Linked DNA regions of Homo sapiens: region 2 is linked to region 1. A link is an interaction called in ENCODE POLR2A ChIA-PET data of the cell type or tissue named here. Cell type or tissue: HepG2. All regions are shown on one strand. Each heading gives the region's core, and the rest is flanking DNA. Links, peaks and the distances in the headings are about the cores only.

Region 1 (8,325 bases), core at 227-8,226:
TCCTGTCTGTGTTCTCACTTCGTTATTGTGGGGTTTCTGCAGACTGAGTCCCTGTGGAAGAGAGGTTGTGTCCTGCTCATTGTGGTACAGCAGTGGCTTAAGGGAGAACTGGAGCCCTGACTTCACCCCCACCCCACTCCCTTTATTTGACCTGGGATTAAAAAAAAAAAAAAGACAACTTGCATTTCAAGGTGAGTTAGCTTCTGATCTTAATATAACTTATTTTCCTTCAGGAAAAAAAATGCTAAAATCAAGACAGGGTACAAGCGGGAGCACATTAACCTGGGCTGCGACATGGATTTCGACATTGCTGGGCCTTCCATCCGGGGTGCTCTGGTGCTAGGTTACGAGGGCTGGCTGGCCGGCTACCAGATGAATTTTGAGACTGCAAAATCCCGAGTGACCCAGAGCAACTTTGCAGTTGGCTACAAGACTGATGAATTCCAGCTTCACACTAATGTGTAAGTGTACATGGGGGCAGCAGGGTGGGAGGGGTGGGGTTGGAGCATGTGTGGTAAGGGGATTGCTTTTCACTGTTTTTTTTTTTTTTTTTTTAAGAAAGCCCAGTTTTTAACCACTGTAAAGTGAGTTTGTTGGCATTAGATGAGCCACATGGCCTGCTGCTATCTTTTGTTTCCCACCTACCCATTTCCTGGAGTGTCTTAGATCCTTTCCACTCTGTGAACAGTATATATTGCCACAGGTACACAAAGTGGCTGATTAATTACAGCAGGGACATGGTGTCAGTCCAGAGCGTGTCCATTCCCTGCAGTTTTTGTTTTAGTTAACAAAACAGCTCTCTTTCTCTGTCTAATGCCTGAGGATTAGCCTGCTGGGCTTGATGACATGTAGACATGGTAGACAAATTTAGGAGCTGATTATCTCAGTTACAAACTATCTTCTCTGTACAGTGAAGCATGTAAAAGTAACTATTGGACAGTATGGTGAAGGGAAACAGTGATTATAGGTTAGGAGAGAGCCCCTTGAGAATTGAAGTAGATTGATGATTTAAGTTAAGGGAAACACATTTCATTCATGAATCTTGTTTTATCCATAAACCTTGTTTTATTTAGTTTCATGAGGAATTAACCTGTGACAGGCACAAGCTGGGTGCAGAGTTACCATGTTTATTTCTTTCCACTAGAGGTCACTAAAGAAGTAACTTCTTAAACTTAAGGCAAATCAGTGATATTAATGTGTAAACTAATATTTCCATTAATAAATTTTTTGAGGAATTTTTATCATTAATTTGGAATCTGTTACAGCTAAAAAGTCACAGGAAAACTATAGAGATGGACAATCTAGTGGTTGGCAGGGGGCGGGGAGGGTATGACTACAAAGCAGTGACTGAGGGAGTTTCGGGGAGGGAACTGTTCTATATTCTGACTGTCGTCATGGTTACATTAATCTGTGTACGTGTGTTAAAATTCGTAAAAATGTATACCAAGAAAATATCCATTTTGGCCGGGCGTCGTGGCTCACGCCTGTAATCCCAGCACTTTGGGAGGCCGAGGCGGGTGGATCACGAGGTCAGAAGTTCAAGACCAGCCTGGTCAAGAAGGTGAAACCCCATCTCTACTAAAAATACAAAAATTAGCTGGGCGTGGTGGCGGGTGCCTGTAATCCCAGCTACTTGGGAGGCTGAAGCAGGAGAATCGCTTGAACCTGGGAGGTGGAGTTTGCAATGAGCCGAGATCACGCCACTGCGCTCTAGCCTGAGCAACAGAGCAAGACTCCGTCTCAAAAAAAAAAAAAAAAAAAAAAAGCAAAGAAAATATCAATTTTATTATATGTTTAATTAAGAAGAGGTGAAACATACTAAAAAGCTATAGGAAACATACCACATGCATAGAAATGTTTTTGAACGTAGAATTCTGATTGGCATGGGAAGTGTTTTCCTTGGTTTGAAATTGGGCATTGGCACCAATTCTTCAGTACCAATTCTAGGAGGAACAATGGCTGTTAGCCATTTCCCCCACATATCTGAGCTTCAGCATTTTAAATAAGCAACAAGTGGGTATGGTTTATTTTTGGAACCAGCGTGAAGGCAGCTGACACAACTCATCTGGGTTGCCCTGGTGCTTGCAGGGGCCCAAATGCATAACAGAAATTCTTTGTGCTTCATATAGATGAATTTGAACAGTTCCACCTGTGTATTTATTTATTTATTATTATTATTTTTTGGTGACAGGGTCTCACTCTCTCACCCAGGCTGGAGTTCAGTGGCACGATCTCTGCAGCCTCCACCTCCCGGGATTAAGTGATACTCCCACCTCAGCCTTGCAAGTAGCTGGGACTACAGGTGCATGCCACCACACCTGGCTAATTTTTGTATTTTTTGTGGAGGCAGGATTTCGCCATGTTGCCCAGGTTGTTCTTGAACTTGTGAGCTCAAGCGATCTGCCCGCCTTGGCCTCCCAAAGTGCTGGGATTACAGGTGTGAGCCACTGCATCTGCCTTCTGTTTATGGTTTTGAAAGCTCTGTACAGGAAGGCAGTATTGTGTTCCTGGTTTTAGGATATTCTGAAAAGTCTGGCCTTTTTTAAAAACATGTAAGCCCAAGAAACTTCCCCATTTGAATATATTACTAAAGTCATTCAAAAATCTTATTTTTGACAGGCTGCTGTTTTATTGTAGCATACTTGGGCTGTCTACAGAAGACAGGATTCTCTGTGAATCAGGCAGTGCCTGGGTCTCCCTGTACTTTCTAGAAGCATAATGTCTGTCTCGCTGAATTTCATGGGGAAACGAAAATTTACAATGTGTGGCTCATACGTGTAATCCTAGCTACTTGGGAGGCTGAGGCGGGAGGATCACTTGAGGCCAGGAGTTTGGGACCAGCCTGGGGAACATAGAAATACTCTGTCTCTAAGAAATTTTTTAAAAATTAGCTGGGCATGGTGGCAACATGCCTGTGATCACTTGAGCCCAGGAGTTTGAGGTTACAGTGAGCTATGATTTTGCCACTGCTCTCCAGCCTGGGAAACAGAGCAAGATCCCATCTTGGGGAAAAAAAAAAAAGAAAATTTAGAATGTATTCTCTGATTTAGGGAGAGTGTCTTGTGAAGACTAGAGTTTTTGTTCTTAGGTCCTGAAGCCCTTTGCTGGATTCCAAAGTACGTGGGCTCTGACTCACAGTTAACCAATGCCATTTCCACTGGAAATGCCCACAATGATGAGGCAGAACTCAGACACTGATTTTATGTTAAAGATGTTTGAGAGGGTCTAGGCAGGCTTGAAGACCATCTGATGCAAGGAGGATGGTCATTCCTTTTTAAAAAATTGCAGCATTAAAATTTTTCTTAATTTTTTTAATCAAAGGAGTCTGAACCCATGGTTGTAAAATCAAACAGTACAGATGGGCCTATGAAAAGCAGTGATTCCAGCCTGCCTCAGCCTGCTCATCCCAGCTCCGCAGTGGCAGCCACTTTAACTGTTTTTGTTTTCTGTGGTTCCCTCCATGGAGAAGGTTGCTTCTGACCAGGCACCAGTATGCACTGTGTGTATAAACAACAATCTGAAAGCAGTAATGAGAGACAGTCTATGATCTGTGCCGACCCCAGCCCGACAGAGGACAAAGTGTAGACTCTGAGCTCTTCGTATGCCTTTTTAGGGGTGGCAGTGACTGCAGAGTTTGTATAGGCTGTTCAGCTGGGTGGGGCAGACTTTCAAATTCTGAGAGCTTAAGCAGGGCCCCAAAAGAGGAAGAGGAGAATTTGAATGACTGAAGAAGGGAAAGGGATATTCCCAGCAACTGGAGTCATTCAGTGTGTTTGTAAGAGAGGAGGGAGCTTGGCCAGCTGGGGTTTCATTCTGAATGTTTTTGAAAGAGGGAGACATTTTATGATGTAGCAAAAAGCTCCCTTTCAAATCCTGCCAGGCTTAGATGTTGCAGCATGGGTGAGGAGTATGCACAGGTGGACGAGATGAATTGTGGATTAAGCTCTTTTGAAGTGCTGCTCCTCCAAGAGGCTGGGTCAGTGCCAACTGTATCTCCCCAGCAGTGGCTGCAGCAGGTTGTGCCAAGGGCTCTAACTTGCCTTCTGAGGCATATGTGCAGCCCCACCTTTCTTGCCATTTCTGGCTGTGTTCTCTTCTCATTTTCTTCTCTTTCCATAACATTTTTTATTTTTACTTTTATTTTTTGAGCCAGAGTCTCACTCTGTCACCCAGACTGGAGTGCAGTGGTGAGATCTCAGCTCACTGCAACCTCTGCCTCCTGGGTTCAGACGATTCTCCTGCCTCACCCCCCCAGGTTGCTGGGATTACAGGCACCTGCCACCATGCCCAGCTAATTTTTATGTTTTTAGTAGAGACAGGGTTTCATCATGTTAGCCAGGCTGGTCTCAAACTCCTGACCTCAAATGATCTGCCCGCCTTGGCCTCCCAAAGTGCTGGGATTATAGGCATGAACCACTGCACCCGGACTTCCATGCCATTTTTCTGGTAGAATCGTTTATAAAAGTAATAACATCAGTAGCAGTAAAAATAAATCACTCAGAATCTCAGTGCTCTACTTGCTGCTTCTTTTTTTTTTTTTTCCTTATAGAGACAGGATCTCGCTCTGTTGCCCAAGCTATATCCTGGGCTCAAGCAGTCCTGCTGCCTCGGCCTCCCAAAATGCTAGGATTACAGGCGTGAGTCACCACGTACCCCCTCTCCCCTGGCTTTTTCTTTTTTTGTTTGAGACAATGTCTTGCTCTGTTGCCCAGGCTGGAGTGCAGTGGCGCGATCTCGGCTTACTGCAACCTCTGCCTCCCAGGTTCAAGCGATTCTCCTGCCTCAGCCTCTTGAGTAGCTGGGATTACAGGCGTATGGCACCAGCCCGGTCAATTTTTGTATTTTTAGTAGAAACAGGGTTTCACCATGTTGGCCAGGCTGGTCTCAAACCCCTGACCTCAAGTGATCTGCCCATCTCGGCCTCCCAAAGTGCTGGGATTACAGGTGTGAGCCACTGTGCCTGGCTAGGTGCCTGTTCCATACTTATCAGACTTCCTGTAATTTAGTACCTGTTTTGTGAAATTTGGTGAACTTCTGACTTCCCTTAATACCAGTATTGGTTCAGTCCATTTCTGTCATCCCTGTCTTCTGGGAGACTTGGGTGGATCTGTCTGGGCTGCAGCTCACCTCCCTGGGAAGCTCAGCATCTGTCCTGTGCTTGTTTGCAGGAATGACGGGACAGAGTTTGGCGGCTCCATTTACCAGAAAGTGAACAAGAAGTTGGAGACCGCTGTCAATCTTGCCTGGACAGCAGGAAACAGTAACACGCGCTTCGGAATAGCAGCCAAGTATCAGATTGACCCTGACGCCTGCTTCTCGGTGGGTATCTGTGGAATCACGCATCTCACAGGCAGGCCCATCTGCTCTTTATGTTGGAATCCTTCAGGTTTGCTGGAGTGCTGTGCTTCAGCTTACTCAAAGTGAGAGATGCTGCTGGGCGCCGTGACTCACGCCTGTAATCCCTGCACTTTGGGAGGCCAAGGCAGGCAGATCACTTGAGGTCAGGAGTCTGACACCAGCCTCGCCAACACGGTGAAACCCTGTCTACTAAAAGTACAAAAATTAGCCGGGCATGGTGGCGTGTGCCTGTAATCCCAGCTACTCGAGAGGCTGAGGCAGGAGAATTGCTTGAACCGGGGAGGCGGAGGTTGCAGTGAGCTGAGATCGTGTCACTGCACTCCAGCCTGGGTGACAGAGTGAGATTCTATCTCAAAAAAAAAAAAAAGACTCCGTCTCAAAAAAACAAAAACAAAGTGAGAGATGTTCTCACTTTGAAAAGAGTGCCAAATGAGTACAGTGATCATACTACTAGTACTTCTTATGGGTACCAGGCACTGTGCAGAGCCTTTTGTGTAGATTACTGTGTTTAATCCCATTTGAAATAGGTGCTTTGGTTTTTTAATCATCTCTGGGTTTTTTTTATTTTTTGTTTTTTTGAGACAAGGCCCAGGTTGGATGCAGTGGTGTAATTGCAGCTCACTGCAGCCTCATCCTCCTGTGCTCAAGTAATCCTGCCACCTCAGCCTCCCAAGTAGCTGGGACTATAGGCACACCAGCATGCCTGGCTAATTAAAAAAAAATTTTTAGTAGAGACAATGTCTCACTCTGTTGCCTGGGCTGGTCTCAAACTCCTGGGCTCAAGCTGTCCTCCCACCTCAACCTCCCAAATGTTGGGATTACAAGGCATGAGCCACCATGCCTGGCCAATCATCTCTGTTTGTTTGTTTTTTTTTTTGAGACGGAGTCTCCCTTTGTTGCCCAGGCTGGAGTGCAATGGCACGATCTCAGCTCACTGCGCAACCTCCGTCCCCCAGGTTCAAGTGATTCTACTGCCTCACCCTCCCATGTAGCTGGGAACACAGGCACCCACCACCACACCTGGATAATTTTTGTGTTTTTAGTATAGACGGGGTTTCACCATGTTGGTCAGGCTGGTCTCGAACTCCTGACCTCAGGTGATCTGCCTGCCTCGGCCTCCCAAAATGCTGGAATTACAGGCATGAGCCATGGCCCCTGGCCAATCATCTCTGTTTTTACAAATGAGGAACTAGAAACTTAGGTGAGTAACTTGCTCAAAGGTACACAGCAGGAAAGTGCTGGGAGCTGGATTTGAACCAGACTGGCTTACTGTTAAGCCTCTTCCATTAATACCAGTTCCTGTTCTATCATGCGGACTGTTAAAAGGGGCACTCTGAAATCTAGGGTTCTAATTGATAATTCCCCCCGCCCCGCCTCACTTTTCATTCTCCTTTTCAGCTCCTGCATTGCATATTAAGAAATCAATAGTCAGTTGGCATCTTGCAGAGTCTCTGGCATTGCTCACAGGCCCTCGAACTACTACACAGTTTTTGCAGTAAATCCTATTGGGCTCATTTCTGTTGTCACAGGGCACTGGCGGCTGTATCTCTTTGGGGTGAAATGAGGGAATCTCATGTTGCAGAATGGTGTCTGTACTGGTTTGTGTAATTTATGGACAGCCCTTTTTAAGTCTCCTAAACTAGAACCGAATTTGGCTCCCTTAACAGCAAGCACTTAAAAACAAGAGAAAAGGAGCCTCATTATTTATATGAGCAAAAGGACACTGGCCCCTAAGAGGCCTTCCTTCTCTCTGCTTTGTTCTTATGAGGGGTGTCAGATCTCAGCACACCCTTTGAACAGAAAGGTATGCACCTAAAATTGATGTATTTTGTATTGAATTTAATGAATCTCATGAACAAGGTGGTCATGAAAAATTTTGATTCTAAAGTCCAAGGTTGGTTGACTAAAAAGCTCTAATTTTGGAGATGGAAGTGCAAAGTATTATACTTAATGTTTTCTCTGTTTTGTCATTTCCTTGATTAGGCTAAAGTGAACAACTCCAGCCTGATAGGTTTAGGATACACTCAGACTCTAAAGCCAGGTATGTGTTGCTTGTGTGTGAAATCGGTTCTTTATCTTAAAAAAATTGTGGTGCTGGTTTGCTGATTTATGTCATTGCTTATAAAATGTTTATATAATACAGTGGGTATATATAAATGGATATATGTAAAGTATAATTAAATGTTTATAAAGGAGTATGGGGTCATTATAAAACATTTGGAGAATATGAGATGTAGCAAGCAGGAGGAAAAAGGCTGAGGCTAACACATATTCTTTGCTATTTTCTTCCATCCTTTTTTCCAGTGTGGACATAATGCTTGATACTTATTTCTGGCAGATTCTCAAAACTAACTTATAAATCAGCCCCACTGTAAAAAGACAAAGAAATAGGAAAAGTGGTTTGCAGGTTTCCTCTGCACAGTTGGCTAGGCCAGTCCACGGCGTATTATAGTTCTAGTGTATAACCACTTTTGAACCCTGGAAATCTAAGACTACCAGCTACTCCCTGAATCAGGTTATTCCAGGGAATGTCAGTTTGTTGTGTGCATCTGTGGATGTACATGCACACTACACATGTGTGTACACTATGAACATGAACATGTAAGACCTTAGGTTGGATTCAGGATTGAGGTTTCATTTAAAGGGATGATTGCCAAAGAAGCTTACTGCATGCTACCAGTGCTATAGACTAATTGTACCAGGGGAACAGTGAGAGGAAAAAGGAAAGTGGGGTTCCAGAAGTAGATTTGGGTAGGCTCTCTGGGCGGTGGGATAATTATAGTTGTTTTATAAGCCCACTGTAGTATGCCTGTTGGTCAGATAGTGCTAAGTAACAAGGATTGAAGGGCCATGTAGTTTGGACCCTGCTGATAATACCTGGAACAGGTTCTGAATTTGGTGTTAATCTTTCTTGTCATTTCTTTCCTCCATTCCTCCTCCTTTCCTCTCCCTCATTTTTCTCCCTGC
Region 2 (8,325 bases), core at 258-8,257, 120 kb before region 1:
CTGAGAACTCAGGGAGACTCAGGAGAACACTAGGACCTCCAGACATGCACCCAGGGGAAACTGAGGCCCAGAGGCAGGGACCCTCCTCTGCCCTATAGCCCAAACTCAGGAAATCTTGAAGCATGCAGCTAAGTAAAACAAACCAGAAAACCCAGAGCACCCATGTCATGAATTGACCATGAGTTGCTTTTGTAATTAAAAAAATATTATTTAATGTTTTTATTTTATTTTATTTTTTTGAGACAGAGTTTCACTTTTGTTGCCCAAGCTAGAGTGCAATAGCATGATCTCGGCTCACCACAACCTCCACCTCCCGGGTTCAAGCGATTCTCCTGCCTCAGCCTCCCGAGTAGCTGGGATTACAGGTTTGCGCCACCACGCCTGGCTAATTTTGTATTTTTAGTAGAGACGGGGTTTCTCCATGTTGGTCAGGCTGGTCTCGAACTCCCGACCTCAGGTGATCCGCCCACCTCAGCCTCCCAAAGTGCTGGGATTACAGGCTTGAGCCACCGCGCCAGGCCTAATATTATTTTTAAAATGCAGGTGGAAATAAAAGCTTTGGGGTGGGGGGGGTAGAGGGTGGGGGGATGGGCTGGGGAGTCTGCTCCATTCAGACCACGAGTGCACTCACTGCACTGGCCCCGGATGACCCTGTGGCCCGTTCCTCAGCCTCCTCCCCTCTCAGCCCAGGCGAGGCCCAGAGTCCCCCCAGAGCGGCGGGGGCTGCTCACAGACCCCCCCTGGTGGCTGGATTTGGAAGGGGCCGTGCCTCTCAACTGCAGGAGTGGGAAGTAACCAGGGTGATGTTTGGACCCGGGACCCTCAAAAGGAAACCGCTCCCCTGTGCCTCCCATCACAGCTGCTGCCGCTGAATAGTGGAGGATGGGCATGCAGTCTCGTTCCAGTCACCAGGGAGCTGCGACAGCGTTCTCGCCTGGACTCCGAAGCTGGCCTACTGGCCAGCATGTTGGTTCCCATGACTCCTAGAAGGGTGTCTCTTGGAATGAAGTCTCTAACACGGGGCCTAATGGGAGGGTCAGGCTGCATCTGAGCCCTGGCAGCTGCTCAGCAGTTCTGAAACTCCTGCTGGAGCCCCACATCAGTGTTGGTGACAGCTGTGACACACAGCTGACGAGGACCCCAGTGAGGGATGGCACAAGGTGTCCCTGAGAGTGATCCAGCAGTCAGGAGTCCCGACCCTACCCTGACACAGCTACTCAGGCTGGTGGGATAATAGCAATAACAATGGTGACAGGAACAATGTTAACTCACATTTACGGATTACCTCCTGTGCCGACGCCGGTGAAGCTCACAACAGCTCACAGGCCAGGACTCTTTTTTTTTTTTTTGAGACAGAGTCTCGCTCGGTCACCCAGGCTGGAGTGTGGTGGTGGATCTCGGCTCACTGCAACGTCAGCCTCCTGAGTAGCTGGGACTACAGGCATGCACCACCACGCCCGGCTAATTTTTTTGTATTTTTAATAGACATGGGGTTTCACCATGTTGGCCGGGCTGGTCTCGAACTACTGACCTCGGGTGATCTGCCTGCCTCGGCCTCCCAAAGTGCTGGGATTACAGGCGTGAGCCACCGCGCCTGGCCAATCCTGTGTTTCTTAATTAACAGCATCATCTTCTAGGTGAGAGAATTAGGGGCTCGGAGAAAGGAAGTGCCCAAGGTCAGGCCCCTGGAAACTGAGAGGAGCAGGATTTGAAGCCATGCTGGTCCCTTGAGGGTGGCAGAAAATCCAGACATGTGTCAGGAGCTGAAGGTGGCCTTCGTCAAGGACTTCAGGGCATCCTGCCATCACAGAGAATGTCTGGTTTCCGTTGGGATTACTCCTTGCAAGCAACAGAAATCAGCTCTGGTGGTCTTGCAGAATAGTTTGCTGCATGTGTATGGGTAGCTCAGAGAATGGATCAGAAGGAGGAAGCCAGGCCAAGAAAAATATGAGCATGGAGCCCTGGGGCCTGCAAGGCAGCAACTGCTCCCAGGTCCAGTTCCAGCTCTGCCCCTGGGATGAATCCACTTCTGCCTCTTTCTCTGCTTAGATGTAATTTCTGAGCCCAAGAACCCAGAGAGAAAGTCAAGGGGCCTGGCTGAAGTGCCATGGCCCCTGCCCATCCTGGATGGGAGGCACAGCACTTTCTTGGAGGGTTCTAGAGTGCTGGGCCATGGCCAGGGCTTTTTAAAGGAGTGAAACAGAGAGGGAGCTGGAGGGGATTCCCCGACGGAGTCTCGGCCGGCTCTGGTTTTTCACACTGTAATTCTGCTTCTGGTCCTTGGTGTGAGTCACATGTGAAAGTACCTTGTTTTGCTAGGCCTGCGTCTGCTGCTGCCACCCCCTTCACAGGAGCTGCTACCTCTAGGCAGGAGGCTGCAGGCTGGGTCCCAGGCTGCAGGGAGCCCAGATCTAGATCACAGGCAGGACCCCCTGTCTGTCACGGGGTGCCGCGGTTGTGGGAATAAAGTATTAGAGACTGTAATCTTGGGGCTAAGCACTGGGGGAATTTTCCATTCTTTGCATCGTATGCAAATCAAATGTGAATGTATGTAAATGAGGGGGATACTCTCAAAGCTTAATGCCTGGGTAAGATTAGAAAGGAAGGTAGCTCTGGCTGGTTTGTGCCTCCTCTGCCCTAAAAATATTTAACCCCAGCTTGCTTTCAGGGAGAGCCCTGACTGCCTCCTCCTCCTGGAGACCAGCCCAGGCCACTGCTAGGGTCTATACTCCTGGCACTTAGTACTCCCTGAGGGGCCTCCACTCCTTGTGAGAAGGAGGTGGGGCATCAAAGCTAGATTAACAAATAAAAAGCATCCTGCTGCTTCTGTTTTCTCTGCCTGTGCCTATGCACAGGGCCAGCCACATAAGGCTGGGCTCACAGGGCGTGTTTGGATTGACCCCATACCAACCAAGGGGCCAGGCTGTACCAGCGAGGCCTGGGGAATGTGGGATGGACCCCTTCCCACTCTGTCTCAACCCTGGGCCTGGACGATAGGTTCTGGGGAGATAAAGAAGGTAGTTGGGGCCAGGCATGGTGGCTCTCACCCACAATCCCAGCACTTTGAGAGGCCGAGACTGGAGGATTACTTGAGTCCAGGAGTTTGAGACCGGCCTGGGCAACTTAGGGAGACCCTGTCTCTACAAAAAATAAAAACAAAATTAGCTGGGGATGATGGCATGCGCCTGTAGTCCAGCTACTTGGGAGGCTGAGCTGGGAGAATTGCTTAAGCCAAAGAGGTCAACGCTGCTGCGTGTTGTGATTGCACCACTGCCCTCTAGCCTGGGTGACAGAGCAAGATCCTGTCTCAAAAAGTAAAAGTTAAAAAAAGAAGGTGGTTGAGAAAGGTGAGAAAGGCTGCCTCCAGGAGGCCGTGCAGCATGTTCATTATGACTCCCCAGACGTGATGCTCTGACCCTCTGCAGCTGTGCCGGACTGCGCCAGGCTGGTCAGATAAGGAGCATGAGCCAGAGGAGGAAGTGGAAAGGAAGCGGGTGAGAGGGACCCCATGGGCTCCAGCCTCCTCTAGCATCCCCAAACGGCACCTTTAGGGCCCTGAGAAGCAGAGGGGCTTTCTGGGAATGTAAAAGGCTGGTCCCATTGAAGAGCAGTTCTGCAGTGACAGAGGGTAAGCCGGAGCCACCCTCCCCAAGCCAGACCCAACCAGATGCTGGCTTTTTTTGATGGCCTAAATCACAGTCCACCCAAAGCCCTACTTTTAAGAGTCTGTGCTCGACCTGAAGCACACAGGCTGTGAGCTGGTAAGTTTCAATGAGTCCTGCCTTTCCTGCCTGTCCACCTCTCTGCCCGCCTTCCTTCTCTCCTACAGTGTCTCTCTATGAGTCTCCGTTTCTCCTCTGTGTCAGAATTTTACCCAGTATTTGTGCAGCCCCAGCGGCGCCTGGTCTCCCTTCTCATTGCTCCTTCAGGATCAGAGCCTGGAGTCCAGCCTGGCTTGCCCACTGCTCCTGAACAGGTTCGGCCTTCAAAATTACAGGCCTTCAAACATGACTTTGGATCTGGTGCAGCTGAGCTGGTTTGTTTTCCTACCCATTGTGGACTAGAACTTGGACCTTTTGCACTTTGCTCCCTCCCCAGGTGACTCAACCCTCTGGGAGGGCCCCTCAGGGTAAGAGTAGGAGCTGGACTTGCCCTGGTCACCGTGGCCTTAGTCCCCTCACTTGTGCAGGCTGCAGACAGCCCCAAGGAAAAGATCAGGCCCAGCTCATGCAGAAGGCCTAGAGGCCTGGGGCCAAGGGTCTTCATGTTATAAAGATGGAGCTGGTGGTCAGGGCCACCAGGACACCACCACCTGTCCAGGAGGTTGAGAGGGGAGCATTGTCAGAGGTTAGCAGAGGACTGGTCTGAAAGAAAGGAATCCTTGGCCGGGTGTGGTGGCTCACGCCTGTAATCCCAGCACTTTGGGAGGCTGAGGCAGGCAGATCACCCGAAGTCAGGAGTTTGAGACAAGCCTGGCCAATATGGTGAAACCTTGTCTCTACCAAAAATACAAAAATTAGCCGGTCATGGTGGTGGGTGCCTGTAATCCCAGCATGGTGGTGGGTGCCTGTAATCCCAGCTATTTGGGAGGCTGAGGCAGGAGAATTGCTTGAACCTGAGAGGTAATGGAGGTTGCAATGAGCTGACATCGTGCCACTGCACTGCGGCCTGGGTGACAGAGCAAGACTCTGTCTCAAAATAATAATAATAATAATAATAATAATAATAATAATAATAAGCAGGGCATGGTAGCTCACACCTGTAATCCCAGCATTTTGGGAGGCTGAGGCTAGTGGATCCCCTGAGGTCAGGAGTTTGAGACCAGCCTAGGCAAAATGGTCAAACCCCGTTCTCTACTAAAAATACAAAAATTAGCCAGGCGTGCTGGCAGGCGCCTGTAATCCCAGCTACTCGGGAAGTTGCGGCTGGAGAATTGCTTAAACCTGGGAGGCAGAGGTTGCAGTGAGCCGAGATCTTGCCGTTGCACTCCAGCTAGGCAACTAGAGCGAAACTCTATCTCAAAAAAAAAAGAAAGAAAGAAAAAGAAAAAGAAAGGAATCCTTGTGTTGGCAAGACTTGTACTGTGAGGGTCCCAGTGGAAAAACCTTCAGAACCTTGAGCTGCAGTTGCAGGCAAAATTAGACGTCTGGCTCCTTCTATGTCTGTGGGCCTCATTTTGAGAAAACACACACTCTTCTATTCTCCCCGCCACGTCCAGAGGAGCATTTTCACCACCTTCACCAGCAGCCCCTCCACCGTGGGTGAGGGCTGCGGGACCAAGCACCTTCCAGCCATTGAAATGACCTCTACAGGGTGAACCGAGGTGGCCGAGGGCTTCCAGGAAGAGGCTCCCCTACGCCTGTGCTCATCTGTGATCAGGAAACATGCCCTCACCATTTCAACAACCAAAGGCTTTTTGAAAGAGTTTTGTGTTGTGGCTGTTCTGGATGAAGTTCTTGATGATCTAATTTTAAAAACCTTTTTTTCCCTGGACCCTCTGTGAGTTGCCATAGAGATAAGTTAGAGGCAAACAGAGCTAATGAGCTTGGTTGGGTCTTTTGTGTTCCTGAATGTTTTCCATTCTGAGTCCTTAACATGTAATTAGACAGATTATTTAGTGAGGAGTTTTTCTTTTATTGTAAATTAATTTCAAAACCAAGTTCTGAGGTTAAATAATGATTGTATTTGTTAATCAATCCAACCTGGGTTTCCTTCCAAAAGAAAACAGGGTACTATTATCAAAATGTTGGAAACAGGATGTTTGAGACTGTGGGGTTCATTAATTGCAGTGATGTGAAGGGTCCTGACAGCACTAATGCTGATATCTTTTTATGAGACAGGCATGTGCTTTGAGAGAGGCAACACTGGAGACGCTGGTAGGGATGTGCGCTGGGACCACGAGTCTCTAGCAATAGGCTAAGTCCCAGGAAATCCACGGCTTCCCCAGAGGGGGCTGCAAGCCCCTTAGCTAGGCCTTCGTTTGCCTGCTGGAGAGCCCATAACTGTCCATCTAAAGATGGGGCTGGTGCGGTGGCGTATGCCTGTAATTCCAGCACTTTAGGAGGCGGAGGCAGGCAGATTGAACTCAGGAGTTCAAAACCAGCCTGGGCAACATGAAAAACCCTCTCTCTACATAAAATACAAAAATTAGCCAGGTGTGGTGGCACACACCTGTAATCCCAGCTACTTGGGAGGCTGAGGTGGGAGGATCACTTGAGCTCAGGAGGTGAAGGTTGATCACGCCACTGCACTCCAGCCTAGGTGACAGAGTGAGACCCTGTCTCAAAAAAAATAAAAAAAAGAAGAAGAGAAAAGAAAAGAAAATATAGATAAGCATAGAAAGGGGGAAGGCAGGGGTGTGAGAGCAGATCATCCTTAGTTGGCTAGATAAAGGAGAGATCGTGTGGCCCACAACCCCCTTCCCCAAGACTGGGATTGGATAATGCTGAGAGCCCTGGCAGAGACAGCTCCTAGAAGCTGCCCTAAATCCTGCAGCCGGGGCTGCTCAGTCAAGCTGTGGGCCCGGTCCCTGGCTGGGGGCAGAGGCAATCTTTTAGATGCCTTGTCACCTGGCATGGAGGGTGAGGGCACTCTGGGACTGGGACTCCACAAAGGAGCACTGGAGAGAGGAGCGCAACTCCTCCCTTCCCTCTTCCAGGACTCATTGCCCTCGGCAGTGTCAGTGGGGCCTGGGGAGGGCTGAGGAGGAAGCCCCTAGGAGGGAACCAAGGCGGGGGAGTCAGGGGCTGCCCCGCACAATCCCGGGCCCTGGGGAAAGGAAACACGCACTTCCTTGCAGTTTCAGTGAAACTCCTCTGGCACGCGGGATAGAGTCTGACTCGGTGGCTGGCGCCCATGGCTTATCGGTCTCAAGGGAGCTTGGTTCTCAGATTCTGAAGCTGAGAGCGGGAGGGTGAAGCTGGTTTGGCTCTTTCCTAGAATTTCTCTATGGCTCTGGGCTTGTCTCCCAGCCTCTCTAGAAGCTAGACAAGCACCATTCCTCCAGAACTTTCTGCAGTGATGGAAATTGTTCTCTGTGTTGTCCAGTACAGTAGCCACTAGCCACATGTGGCCATTGAGCATTTACAGTGGGGCTGGTGTGACCGAGGAACTGCACTTTACGTTTGATTTAGTTGCAGTGAATTTAAATGTAAATAGCCACGTGTGGCTGGTAGCTGCTAAACTGGGCAGTGCAGTCCTAGAGTCCTGCGCCTCAGCTCGCCTCTCCCAGCTCACTAGGATCATTGGGCAGTGGGAGGGGATGGCAACGTTAGGTATAGAGGAAGGCCACCCAAGGATTCCAATAAACCCCAGTCTTGTGATAGTCTATGAGAAAAAGTTAGATTACATCTGGCAAACAGTCCACTCTGTCTTCCTCTTGGATTTATTTATTTATTTATTTATTTATTTATTTATTTATTTACTGAGACAGAGTCTCACTCTGCTGCCTAGGCTGGGGTGCAGTGATGCAATCATAGCTCACTGCAGGCTCAATCTCCTGGGCTCAAGCAATCACCCCACCTCAGCCTCCTGAGTAGCAGGGACTATAGGCACGAGCCACCATACCCAGCTAATTTTAAAAATTTTTTGTAGAGATGGGATCTCCCTGTAGTGCCCAGGCTGGTCTCGAACTCCTGGCATCAGATGAGCCTCCTGCCTCAGCCTCCCAAACTGCTGGGATTATAGGTGTGTGTTATTGTGCCCAGCCTCCTCTTGGATTTTTGAGACGTATATTTGCATGTTAAATAAAGGCACTGAGATATTCTGCTTAGAAAACAACCGTTTTATTTAATCTCAAATTTTCCAAATGTATTTGACCACACCACCTTTTTTTACATGGCACGTCTATTGGCATTTTGTGGAGTTCCCCTTGGGAAATGCTAGAAAAGGAAACTGGACATGTGGAGGAACTGATGCTCCCAAATGGGGTGACTCTTGGGTTCTGCAGCATGTACGTGGGAAACTCAGAGTTCTTGGTTAAATTGAAGACATTTCCTTGGGTTTCCCCAGGCCTTTGCAGTCTGGGCAGGAGCCCAGCAGTGGCCCTGGCAGCCCCATCAGTGTGTACTTTGCCCTGGACATGGCAGCTGTGGGGCCCAGGGCAGCTCCTCCCTACTCTGCAGGCTGCTCGTTGGCATTAGGGCCTCTCACTGGGGAGCACAAAGGCAGCTGCCCCATTTCATGTCTTTTTTTTTTTTTTTTTTTTTTTTTTGAGACGGAGTCTCACTCTTCACCCAGGCTGGAGCGCAGTGGCGCGACCTCAGCTTACTGCAAGCTCCGCCTCCCGGGTTCACGCCATTCTCCTACCTCAGCCTCCCGACTAGC

The links. Peaks named below come from ENCODE experiments on the same cell type or tissue, not always from the same donor. Only the 100,000 strongest peaks of a DNase experiment are listed, where the experiment ranks them.
Region 2: POLR2A ChIA-PET joins it to region 1 with 14 read pairs; 2 of 35 experiments call an interaction of 5 or more read pairs at or near these places.

The regions. Positions count from the first base shown.
Region 1 is chr5:133,972,865-133,981,189 of GRCh38, reverse strand. It overlaps VDAC1 (voltage dependent anion channel 1), which reads left to right. Exons shown (of 9, transcript NM_003374.3): 6 at 234-461; 7 at 5,169-5,319; 8 at 7,342-7,399. Among named protein-coding and RNA genes, the nearest start is that of C5orf15, 8.4 kb to the right of the region's middle. RefSeq lists a silencer at 6,826-7,026. In HepG2, for the core only: a CTCF peak has its summit at 1,126 (motif pointing right); DNase peaks (open chromatin) are centred at 3,127 and 3,559.
Region 2 is chr5:134,094,583-134,102,907 of GRCh38, reverse strand. It overlaps a transcript of VDAC1 not described here. Among named protein-coding and RNA genes, the nearest start is that of TCF7, 16 kb to the left of the region's middle. RefSeq lists enhancers at 576-870, 1,258-1,307, 451-1,418, 2,222-2,471, 2,482-2,601 and 1 more and a silencer at 3,256-3,550. In HepG2, for the core only: CTCF peaks have their summits at 739 (motif pointing left) and 3,384; DNase peaks (open chromatin) are centred at 727, 3,258 and 4,057; H3K4me3 peaks cover 1,287 bases.